Linked DNA regions of Homo sapiens: region 2 is linked to region 1. A link is a loop called in an ENCODE intact Hi-C map of the cell type or tissue named here. Cell type or tissue: CD4-positive, alpha-beta T cell. All regions are shown on one strand. Links, peaks and the distances in the headings refer to the core of each region. The heading gives the core; the rest is flanking DNA. Region 1 holds the start of DACT3 (dishevelled binding antagonist of beta catenin 3). Region 2 overlaps PPP5C-AS1 (PPP5C antisense RNA 1).

The links. Hi-C counts contacts between places; a loop is a spot of excess contacts. Peaks named below come from ENCODE experiments on the same cell type or tissue, not always from the same donor. Only the 100,000 strongest peaks of a DNase experiment are listed, where the experiment ranks them.
Region 2: it touches region 1 in a loop (3-fold over the local background); 7 of 110 quality-filtered maps call a loop at or near these places.

The regions. Positions count from the first base shown.
Region 1 is chr19:46,659,256-46,664,730 of GRCh38, reverse strand. DACT3 (dishevelled binding antagonist of beta catenin 3) reads left to right here and starts at 3,549. Exons shown (of 4, transcript NM_145056.3): 1 at 3,549-3,915. The coding sequence starts at 3,667. It overlaps DACT3-AS1 (DACT3 antisense RNA 1), which reads right to left and starts at 4,367. Exons shown (of 3, transcript NR_040042.1): 1 at 4,323-4,367. RefSeq lists silencers at 3,172-3,291, 3,502-3,751. In CD4-positive, alpha-beta T cell, for the core only: a CTCF peak has its summit at 2,537 (motif pointing right); DNase peaks (open chromatin) are centred at 2,560, 3,410, 4,480 and 4,880; H3K4me3 peaks cover 1,637 bases; H3K27ac peaks cover 681 bases; H3K27me3 peaks cover 1,204 bases.
Region 2 is chr19:46,392,932-46,398,186 of GRCh38, reverse strand. All of the region lies in intron 1 of PPP5C-AS1 (PPP5C antisense RNA 1), which reads left to right. Among named protein-coding and RNA genes, the nearest start is that of PPP5C-AS1, 8.7 kb to the left of the region's middle. RefSeq lists an enhancer at 3,972-4,472. In CD4-positive, alpha-beta T cell, for the core only: CTCF peaks have their summits at 2,238 and 2,450 (motif pointing left); DNase peaks (open chromatin) are centred at 2,466 and 2,812; H3K27me3 peaks cover 235 bases.

The DNA of each region.
Region 1 (5,475 bases), core at 160-5,159:
AGGACTAAGTACACTTATGCTTGTCACTAACAAGTGTGAGCTGCCTTCCCTCCAAATACTCCATCACGGCCTCTTCATAATTTCCAAACAGGGAATTTAGTCCTCCGGAAAAGACATCGCAGGAAGACTAACCTTGAACTCAGATGGGATGGACCCTACACTATTGCAAACACCAGACTGTCCTGCCTTGGGTTCATATCTCAGAGATGAAGAGATATAAGACCTGTGCTGAATGGGAATCCACTCCCGTTGGAGACCTCAGAGGGAGGCTCTTTCAAGAGCCCTGGAAGCAGACGAGGCTGCAATTGTAGACAGCTCTCCCAAGAACCTTGGGTTAAGCAGACAACATCATGAGACAGCCTGCTCCTGGAATCAGAAACTCCAGGATTCCCTCCCACACACGCTATTTTAGAGACAGGGTCTCACCATGTTGCCCAGGTTGGCCTTGAACTCCTGAGCTCACACAATCCTCCTGCTTCTGTCTTCTGGGTAGCTGGTACTACAGGTGCATGTCACAGAGCCTGGCTAGGATTCCCCATTTTAATACCCACTCTGGTCCTCCCGTGCCTGCTTCTCATCATATGACTTTTGCCTTTCATTTGCATTCTCTCTCTCTTTATTTATTTATTTATTTAGAGACAGAGCCTCCCTCTGTTGCCCAGGTTGGAGTGCAGTGGCGTGATCTCGGCTCAGTGCAACCTCCACCTCCCAGGTTCAAACGATTCTCCTGCCTCAGCCTCCCAAGTAGCTGGGATTACAGGCGTGCACCACCACACCCAGCTAATTTTTATATTTTTAGTAGAGACGGGGTTTCGCCATGTTGGCCAGGCTGGTCTTGAACTCCTGACCTCAAATGATCTGCCTGCCTCTGCGTCCCAAAGTGCTGGGATTACAGGCATGAGCCACCCCACCCGGCCTCATTTGCATTCTCTTTGACTGATCTTTGATTACATGCTTCTCAGATCACAATTCTCCAGCTGTAACTTCTGTCTCTTCCCAAATGACACATCTCCCCTCCCTATTCTACCTTCCAGCCTGCAAGATCCACAATGCCCCTGGCTTACTTTTGCAAAAGTGTTTACTCAGTCTTACAACTGCAATTAGGATTGTCAGTTTTGTTCCCCTTTCTCAGCACAAATCACTACTCCCAGGGCCCCATCCCCTTCACTCGCACCACCAAAGCCTTTGGATGGAGCACTGTGCCCTACACGCCTTCCTCAAAGGCCTCTCCCAACGCACCACTCGATTTTTATGGGAACCTCTTCCCATCCCTACCATCTATAAATCAAGGTCTATGAGCTTCTGCAACTTCATTAACAGCCCCTGCATGGGACTCAGTCTCTGTAATCACAATTTTTTTTTTTTTTTTTAAAGATTGGGTCTTGCTCTGTCACCCAGGCTGGAGTGCAATGGTGCAATCATGGCTCACTGTAGCCTCAGCCTCCCAGGCTCAAGTGATCCTCCTGCCTCAGCCTCCTGAGTAGCTCGCACTACAGGTACATGCCACCATATCCAGTTTGTGTGCCATGTTTGGAAGCAACTGTTGCTTGTTGATTCTCCAGACATCTATCTTTCTTTCTCTCTCTCTTTCTTTTTCTTTCTTTCTTTCTCTCTCTCTCTCTCTCAATTTCTTTCTTTCTTTCTTTTTTTGAGACGGAGTCTCCCTCTGTTACCCAGGCTGGAGTGCAGTGCCACAGTCTCGGTGTGTGCCATCATGCCCAGCTAATTTTTGTATTTTTAGTACAGATGGGGTTTCGCCATGTTGGCCAGGCTGATCTGAACTCCTGAACTCAGGTGATCTGCCCGCCTCAGCCTCCCAAAGTACTGGGATTACAGACGTGAGCCACTGCGCCTGGCTGATTCTCCAGAAATCTTTTGGCATCATCATTAATAAAAGCATCAAGAAGTCAAAAAGGAAATCAAGTGATCCTCCCGCCTCAGCCTCCCAAGTAGCTGGGGCTACAGGTGTGCACCACCACACCCGACTAATTTTCTAAGTCTATTTTGAACAAGAGGAAGACTGAATAAAGGTTGTCTCTAATAAATTTCAAGACATTTCCCCCCGGAAACTTACTAGATTAGTTTTTAAACTTATTTGTCAAACCCTTCTGTGGCTCTTAATCCATGGAAGACACTGCTCCAAGTACCTAATACATTTCATTGAATCCTCAGAACAACTGTATGAGGCAGCCAGTATTATGATCCCGTGATCAGATGAAGAAACGGTGGCACAGAGAGGTTAAGTAAGTTTTCCAAGGTCACACAGCTGGAAAGTGACAGATCTGTGACTCACCCCGAGGAAGTCTGGCTCCTGGAGACTTTGCTGTCTATCGCCACTATCAATTTCTCTCCATCTCACCACCAGAAGGTCACTTCGTGCACGGGGAATCATAAAAGAGGGAATTTCTTGTATGATCTTCTGGGCCTTGGCTTTTAGGGAGCCAAGGTCTGTCTGAGAGATGAGTATGAATATTAGAGCTAGGTCTTGGAAGTTGGTAGAGGCAGGCTCGGCGTAGTGATACAGATTGGCCGCCTGAGGGTGCCCCAGCCCTGCTTGCGGAGCCTGGAGAGACAGCAGGAAGCCTTGGAAACGAATGTCAGGCTCAGACTCCTAGGACCAGAGAACGTTGAGAATAGAGCATCATAGAAGGCTGAGAACAAAGCCCCTTAGAACGTAGAACAAAGGCCCCTGGAATGGAAGAATGATGAGCACACATCCTCCTAGCACCTGGGAGACAAAAGCTGCTTAGACTCTCTTCTGGTCAAAGCATAGAATCTTCCACCCAGGGTCTTATAATTCCAGAATTTGGAATGCAATCGATCTTAGACTCTTAGCAGCAAGACCGGCTACATATTTGGCCTAGTGCAAAGTGAAAATAAGGGGCCCCTTGCTCAAAAACTAAAAATTTCAAGACAGAAATTGCAGAACATTCAACCAAGCGCGAAGACCCTTCTAAGTGGATTCCAAGCCGGTGAAGCCGGCCCTAAGTAGAAACAATTTCATCGGAGGACGTCCGTCTGGTTTTACAGCTGAGTGTCTGGGAAGGCTTCTTGGAAGAGGAGGCGAAGTCAGGGCTCGACCCCCTAACCCTTTTCTCCCCCTGCGCAGCCTCAGAAGCTGAAGGTTGGGCGGGGTGGAGGGGTAGGAGCAGCTGCCAAACTGTCACGTGTACCCATTCCCTATTTATAGATCACCCTTCCCCTCGCGCCGGACAGTCCAATGGTAGCCAGCGCTCGCCCGCAAGAGGGTGGAACCTGCTGCAGGACCGGCCAGGCACAGACCAATGGCATTGAAGCAAGGGCGGGCTTGTTTCATTGTGACGCGTGGGGGGGCGTGGCCAGGGCCCCGAGGCAGTTGCACGGAGGGGGCGTGGCGAGCGGAGTGAGTAGGCAGTTGCGAGCATGCGTCGTGTTGGGCGGTGCGGTTGCACGCCCGAGAGTCTTCGTCAGGAAGCTTATTCGCCAATAGGCGGCTGTTGCTCGGTCGCCGGGGGCGTGGCCATGCAGATAAGGCGCGGGTGGGCGGCCCAATGGGCGGGCGCCTATGCAGATGAGACGGTGACAGCCCGGCCAGCGGGCGGGCGGGCAGGCTGCTGGGGCGGGGAGGTGGGACCGGGAGAGGGGTGGCCGCGGGGCCCGGCCGGGCTGGGGCGGGGGGCCGCAGCCATGATCCGGGCCTTCTCGTTCCCGGTGAGCCCTGAGCGGGGCCGGCTGCGGGGCTGGCTGGAGGGTAGCCTGGCCGGGCTCTGCGAGTTACATTGGCTCCGGGAGAGGCAGGAGTACCGCGTGCAGCAGGCGCTGCGGCTGGCCCAGCCCGGAATGGGGGGCGCCGAGGCCGAGGACGAGGAGGACGCCGATGAGGATGAAGATGCGGCGGCGGCGCGCCGGGCCGCAGCGGCCCTGGAGGAGCAGCTGGTAAGGGGCTGCCTGTCCGTCCGTCCCTCCACCCCCGTCTGTGTCTGTCTGTCTCGGTTGGATGCTCAGACACCGGGCGGGGGTTGGGGACCCGGGTAGGCAGGGAGTGAGAAAGGACAGGGGGTGGGGCTGGCGACCCCGGAGTTCCGGCGGCGGGCCGGACCTGGCCTCCCCGCCCCCAAATCGGGGGAGGGGGAACTGCATCGCCCCCACTGGGGCCTCGTGAGAAACACAGGCCCTGTCTCTTACACCCCTTCCCCAAAGAAAATCCTTGTGGGCGCCAAGTATGTGTCAAACCCGAGACCGGGTACTTTGCAGGCGTTGTCTTCTTGCGGCTTGGGAAACGGGGTGATAGTCCCCATTTAACAGAGAAACAAATTGAGGCTCAGAGAGAGCAAGCGACTCACCCAAGGTGACACAGCCAGGCTCCAAACATGCCCTTCTCTGGGCCCCGCCACCAGGGCTCCATCTTCCCTAAGTCCTGGTGTGCTTGGAGATCTCTGGAGGGGGCGGGGTGGGAGGAGGGGAATCTCAGGGCCTCCAGAGGGAGGGACCACTGCTGAGAGGAAGCTCACAGTCCCTGAGGACCCCCCACTGGGATCTTGACCCTTTGGTGACACTTCCCCTGCTTCCTACCTGGCCCCAGCTCTCCTTGACCCAAGGGGAGGCAGGTCGAGGCAGCGCCTGGGGGAGACTTCTGGACTCTGGGTGTTCTCATGGTGGAAGATGGGCAGAGGTCTCCGGAATGACTTGAGGACGCCCCATGCCTCTCCCCTTTCTATGTCATTCCTTGAGTCTCCCGATCTCGTCCTGGGTTCTGTCACTCTCTCCGTCCTGCCACATCCCTGTGACTTTCTGTGTCTGCTTCTCTTTCTTCATCCTGTCTCTCTGTCTCTGTGATCTCTGTGTCCCTCTGCATCTGTCTCCTTGGCCTTCCCTTCCTGCCTGTCTGCACCTCGCTCTCTTCTTCTTGCCCGACGTCCCAGGCTCAGTCTGTCTTCCCCTCCCCCCAGCCCGCACACCCTGGCTCCACGGCAGATCCCCATCCCCAAGCCTGTGTGTGGCCAGAGCTTCCCGTTTCGGGAAACCTGAGCCGAGGTGGCAGTGGAGGGGGCTCTCCCCGCCGCTGACCTCGACCGCCCCCTCCCCAGATGGGGAGTGGGGAGGAAGACTGAAGCCAGGCTCCCGGGGCTGCACGCCCGGCCCCTCCCCCTCTCAGGAGTGGGACCCCCCTGCACATTCTTTTCTGGAAACAGAAACAGCTGTGGGAGGCCCCACCCCCTCCCAAAGTTAGAGACGGATTGTGGGGGCCTTCGCTAGCTCCCCCCACCCCAAGCTGGCTCGGCTTGGAAGGCGCCTTCCATCCTGACAAGGAGAATGCGAGGCATGAGGTTGGGGTAGCTGTGGGTAGCTGTGTCCTCTCCCCCTCTGCCCTCGGTCTCTCCCCTTTTCACCCTTCACCTTCCCCATCTCTGCCCTTCAGTCTCCCTCTCCTCGGTCCCTCTGTCCCCTCCTCCCCCTCAGCCCTCTGTCCTCCCGGCACGAGCTGATAGTGGAGAG
Region 2 (5,255 bases), core at 256-5,255, 270 kb after region 1:
CCTGGGTTCAAGAGATTCTCCTGCCTCAGCCTCTGGAATAGCTGGGATTACAGGTTCCTGCCACCATGCCCGGCTAATTTTTGTATTCTTAGTAGAGATGGGGTTTCGCCATATTGGCCAGGCTGGTCTTGAACTCCTGACCTCAAGTGATCCGCCCTGCCTTGGCCTCCCAAAATGCTGGGATTACAGGTGTGAGCCACCGCGCCCGGCCATAGTTCTTAAACATATAAGCAGGTAGAGTTCTAGATGGAGAATACTGGGATGTTCTGAATGCACCCTGGCCTTCGTTTCCTCTGAGACTCTGCCAAATAAGCTATGGGGTGTCTAGCCAGGGGGTTACCATTCTAGGATGCAGGGAAACACAGATCCTCCTCCATTATTGAACAGGAAAGAATGACTTACCCGAGCTCAAACTCAGACAGACAAATAGAAACAAACAGAATCGGCCCCTTTTGTGTGACAAACGGAGAGCTCAAAGGTGAAGAGAAGGAAGCTCAGATCCGAAAAAGACTTATCCCAAACCCCTTGGTTAGCAAGAAAGTAGTGAACACAGCTGGCTGTGTGGGTGCCCATGCCTGGTTACTCCCTGCAGTCAGGGCTCCTTGGGATCTTCTTTGAATCTCACTTCTAATTCCCCCAAAATGTCCAGAATAAAATAGGCTCCAATTAGGGGGGGGAAAAAAAAGTTTATTGTCATGCAAAAAGCACGAATTGTCATCCAGGAGACTTCAATCTGAGCGGTAAGCAACTCAGAGGCAGGCTGGTGTAGGATGGCTTAGAAAGCAAAAACCAGCCGGGCACAGTGGCTCACGCCTGTAATCCCAGCACTCTGGGAGGCCGAGCCAGGCAGATCACGAGGTCAGGAGTTCGAGACTAGCCTAGCCAACATAGTGAAACCCCATCTCTACTAAAAATACACAAAATTAGCCAGGCATGGTGGCGGGTGCCTGTAGTCCCAGCTACTCAGGAGGCTGAGGCAGGAGAATCGCTTGAACCCAGGAGGCAGAGGTTGCAGTGAATGGAGATTGCACCACTGCACTCCAGCCTGGGCGACAAGAGTGAGACTCCATCTCAAAAAAAAAAAAAAAAAAAAAAAAAAGGCCAGGCGCGGTGGCTCACGCCTGTAATCCTAGCACTTTGGGAGACCAAGGCGGGTGGATCATGAGGTCAGGAGATCGAGACCATCCTGGGTAACACAGTGAAACCTTGTCTCTACTAAAAATACAAAACATTAGTCAGGCGTGGTGGCGGGCACCTGTAGTCCCAGCTACTCGGGAGGCTGAGGCAGGAGAATGGCGTGAACCCGGGAGGCGGAGCTTGCAGTGAGCCAAGATCGCACCACTGCACTCCAACCTGGGCGACAGAGCGAGACTCCATCTCAAAAAAAAAAAAAAAAAAAAAAAAGCAAAAACCAGGAGGTGGCTTCACCTTCACGATGACCGACTATGATGGTGGGGGCTTCCATATGACAAGGGATCGGTTAAAAGTGATTGTCTTACATCCTTTTGGAAGGCGATTTCAGCTTTGTTTATGATTCTCAGCAGCATTTATTTACAGGGAATAAGCTAAGTTTCACTCACATTCAGAAGTCAAACTAGATTAAGTTGTGTTTACATGGCCTAACTGCTTTTGTCTGCTTTGGGGAATTCTCAGTCCTGGTCTCCATTTTTAAAAAATTATTTATTTTTTGAGATGGAGTCTTGCTCTGTCACCCAGGCTGGCACGATCTCCGATCACTGCAACCTCCACCTCCCGGGTTCAAGCAATTCTCCTGCTTCAGCCTCCCGAGTAACTGAGATTACAGGCACCCGCCACCACACCTTAATTTGTTCTTTGACAATTTTAGTAGAGATCGGGTCTCACCATGTTGGCCAGGCTGGTCTCGAACTCCTGACCTCAGGTCATCCGCCCACCTCGGCCTCCCAAAGTGCTGGGATTACAGGCGTGAGCCACCACGCCCGGCCCATGTTATTTTATTTTAACACAGATAACTAACTGTCTTTGAGTTAGAGACAGGACTTTGGGGCCCAAAAGGGGCAGGAACTCCAAGGGGCTAAGAGAGGGGAGGCTGGGCCCACAGAGGAGGTCTGGAGGGGAGTGTCCACCATGCTATTTGAGAATCCAGCAGGCAGGGCCTTAAGAGCAGCTCCACGCTCCAAAAAGAGAGAAACTGCCCCAAATGGGCCATCAGGACAGCTCTGGGAAAGGGGCCCCAAAAAAACTCCTTTAAACATCCCTGTTTCACTGACAGGAAGACTTCGGCCCAGATTGGAGGGGAAACAGAGAAGCGTAAGCCTCAAATAGTTAGAATGGTAGCTGAGACCAAATTTTGAGCATTGGAAATGTTTGCATACCATACAAAGAAAATTAGAAAAATATATGGGGATTGGCAAAAAGGCACCCTCTTTCCCCAACACTTTGCCGCCATCTGCTGGAAGAGTGTTGTAATGACTATAAAACACCGTGGTGTTACAGCGCCCCCTAGCGCCATACAGTGGACAATCACAGAACAGTTACAAGAGAAATTTTTTTTTTTTTTTTTTTTTTTTTTTTGAGACGGAGTCCCGCTCTGTAGCCCAGGCTGGAATACAGTGGCGCCATCTCGGCTCACTGCAACCTCCGCCTCCTGGGTCCTGGTTCAAGCAATTCTCCTGCCTCAGCCTCCTGAGTAGCTGGGATTACAGGCACGTGCCACCATGCCCGGCTAATTTTTTTGTATTTTTAGTGGAGACGGGGTTTCACCATGTTGGCCAGGCTGGTGTTACACTCCTGACCTCGTGATCTGCCCGCCGCGGCCTCCCAAAATGCTGAGATTACAGGCGTGAGCCACCACACCCGGTGGAGAAATCTTAAAAAGACCGCTAACAAAAATGCTTTGAGGCCGGGCGCAGTGGCTCACACCTGTAATCCCAGCACTTTGGGCAGCCGAGGCGGGCAGATCACTTGAGGTCAGGAGTTCGAGACCAGCCTGACTAACATGGGGAAACCCCGTCTCTACTAAAAATACAAAAATTAGCTGGGCGTGGTGGCACACGCCTGTAATCCCAGCTACTTACGAGGCTTGAACCCAGGAGGGGGAGGGGAGGCTTCAGTGAGCGAGATTGCGCCACTGCACTCCAACCTGGGCGACAGAGCAAGACTCCATCTCAGGAAAAAAAAAAAAAAAAAAAAAAAAAAAGCTTTGAGAATGCACAGCTCTGGGGGAAGTCATGAGTTTTCTCTTCAGGGGTAAGGTTAGGGAACACCCATGTACTAAAAAGGGAAAAATCAGATTAACCAGCAGGATAAATTCTTGCCATCATAAAATTTTTGTTTGCTAAAAGGGGTCAAAAGCTTTTCCCCAAATATTATTTTAGCATTTGGCATCAAAGGTTTTATTATCTCCCACCGAATATGCTCTATCCTCCTTCCTAGTTGTGTGTCCTCAGGTATATTGCTGCTTCTGTGCCTCAGTTTCCTCATCTGTAAAATGGGGCTGTTGCGAGGACCCAAAGTGCCTGTAAACTGCCTGACACATAAAGTGCTCAATGCTACTGCAAACTGGCTCAGGGCACAGACTCTGCAGCCAGTCAGCTGGTGCTCAAGTCCCGTTCTGCCATTTGCTGGCTGTGTGACTCTGAGCATGTAACTTAACCTCTCTGTACTTCTTATCTTGCTTATCTGTAAAATGGGCATCTGAAAAGTGTCTGACTCACTGAGTTAGAATGAAATGTTAATGCGTGTAAACTCTTAGAACAGAGCCAAGGGGCCGGGCATGGAAAATCACCCTGCTGCTCTTCGACTCATCTGAGATGGGTGCCCACCCTGCCCCTCCTGGTCCCCTCAGGTTTTAACTGCTTCCACCCATTTTCCAGTGTCCAAATTCCTCAACCTGTTTCCCCCCATCCGCTGGACCACGGAGATGAGAGCCATGGGAGGGTGTGGGCAGAGGGAACCATGGGCCCAGTTTCTCCATCTGTGGTGCTGGCCGGGAGGGGAGGGGTGGTGGCCTCTGTCCCTCTGGCTGCCAAGCAACTGACACCCCCCACAGGTGGGAGGCAGGGGCCCCACCCGGTGCTATGGAGGTTAGGTCATCTTTCTGCCTTCCCTGGTGGCCAGAGCTTGGGTCTGTGATCTAATCATGGCCATTGACAGATGGGGGTGGGGAAAGACAGCGTGAAAGGGTCCAAGAGAACGACAGGGAGACAGAACTCGGGTCCTTCCTGCCTTGGAGTCTCTGTTCCATCCAGCTGGGCAGATGCCTGGGTCCATCCTGGTCGATGGGGTGGGGAGCACCTAAGACCCCCGCTCCCCCCGGTTCTCTGGTCTTCCCTTCACAGCTTCCTTTGTCAGTGGCGAGGCTTCTTAGGACCCCTAATTCATGTCCATGACTCCTGGGAGTCCACATCTGCTCCTGCCAGACCCTGAGACTCCCCAGCAGCCTCTGACACCATTGCTTAGTGTCCACACCTGCCCCCAGCCCCCAGCATCTCCCCCACCTCCGTGTGCCTGGCACGTCCCCAGCGTGATGACCCTGATCCAAACTGTAACTAGAGTGGTGTCCCCTATTTTAGCAGACTCCTGTGCTCAAGCGATCCACATGACTCGGCCTCCCCAAGTGCTGGGATCACAGGCGTGAGCCCCCGTGCCCGGCCAGCCCTGGATGTTCATCACCTGCGTCTATGGGCATCTCTCCGTCACACTCCCTTTTGGAAGTTACTGTTTCTTTTTGGTCAATTCATTGCCTCTAACTTCAGAGCCCTACTCACGTGTATTTATCCCCCTTGATTCCCCAAAACTTATCGGCTTACCCAGACCTTCCCCCATTAAATGCTTTCCCTCCCTCCCATGGCCCTTCCGTTTTCCCGAGCCCAGCTCTGTGGCGTTGATCTGCTCAAAGTTTTGGTACTTGTGGTGGGTGTGCCTGAGTCTCTTTGTTCTGACTTTACTGAGACATTGATCGCCGTAAAGGTCCCATCTCTTGCAGCATCTTCTGAATTTCTCTTCTCGTTTAAAAACTTCCTCCAATATCCACTTGGAAAAAGATAAAATTAGATCCATTCCTCACATCACATACAAGAAGGAACTCCAAATAGACTGGAGATCTTGACATAAAGAAGAAAACTGTACAAAAACCAGAAGAAACCCGAGGGAACTTCCCTGAAACCCGGGTGTAGGGAGAAGTACTGACTCCCACGCCAGCACAATTAAAGAAATACTGATACATTTGGCTTCATAAAAATAAACTTGTACTGTGGCAACAAACCACAAGTGAA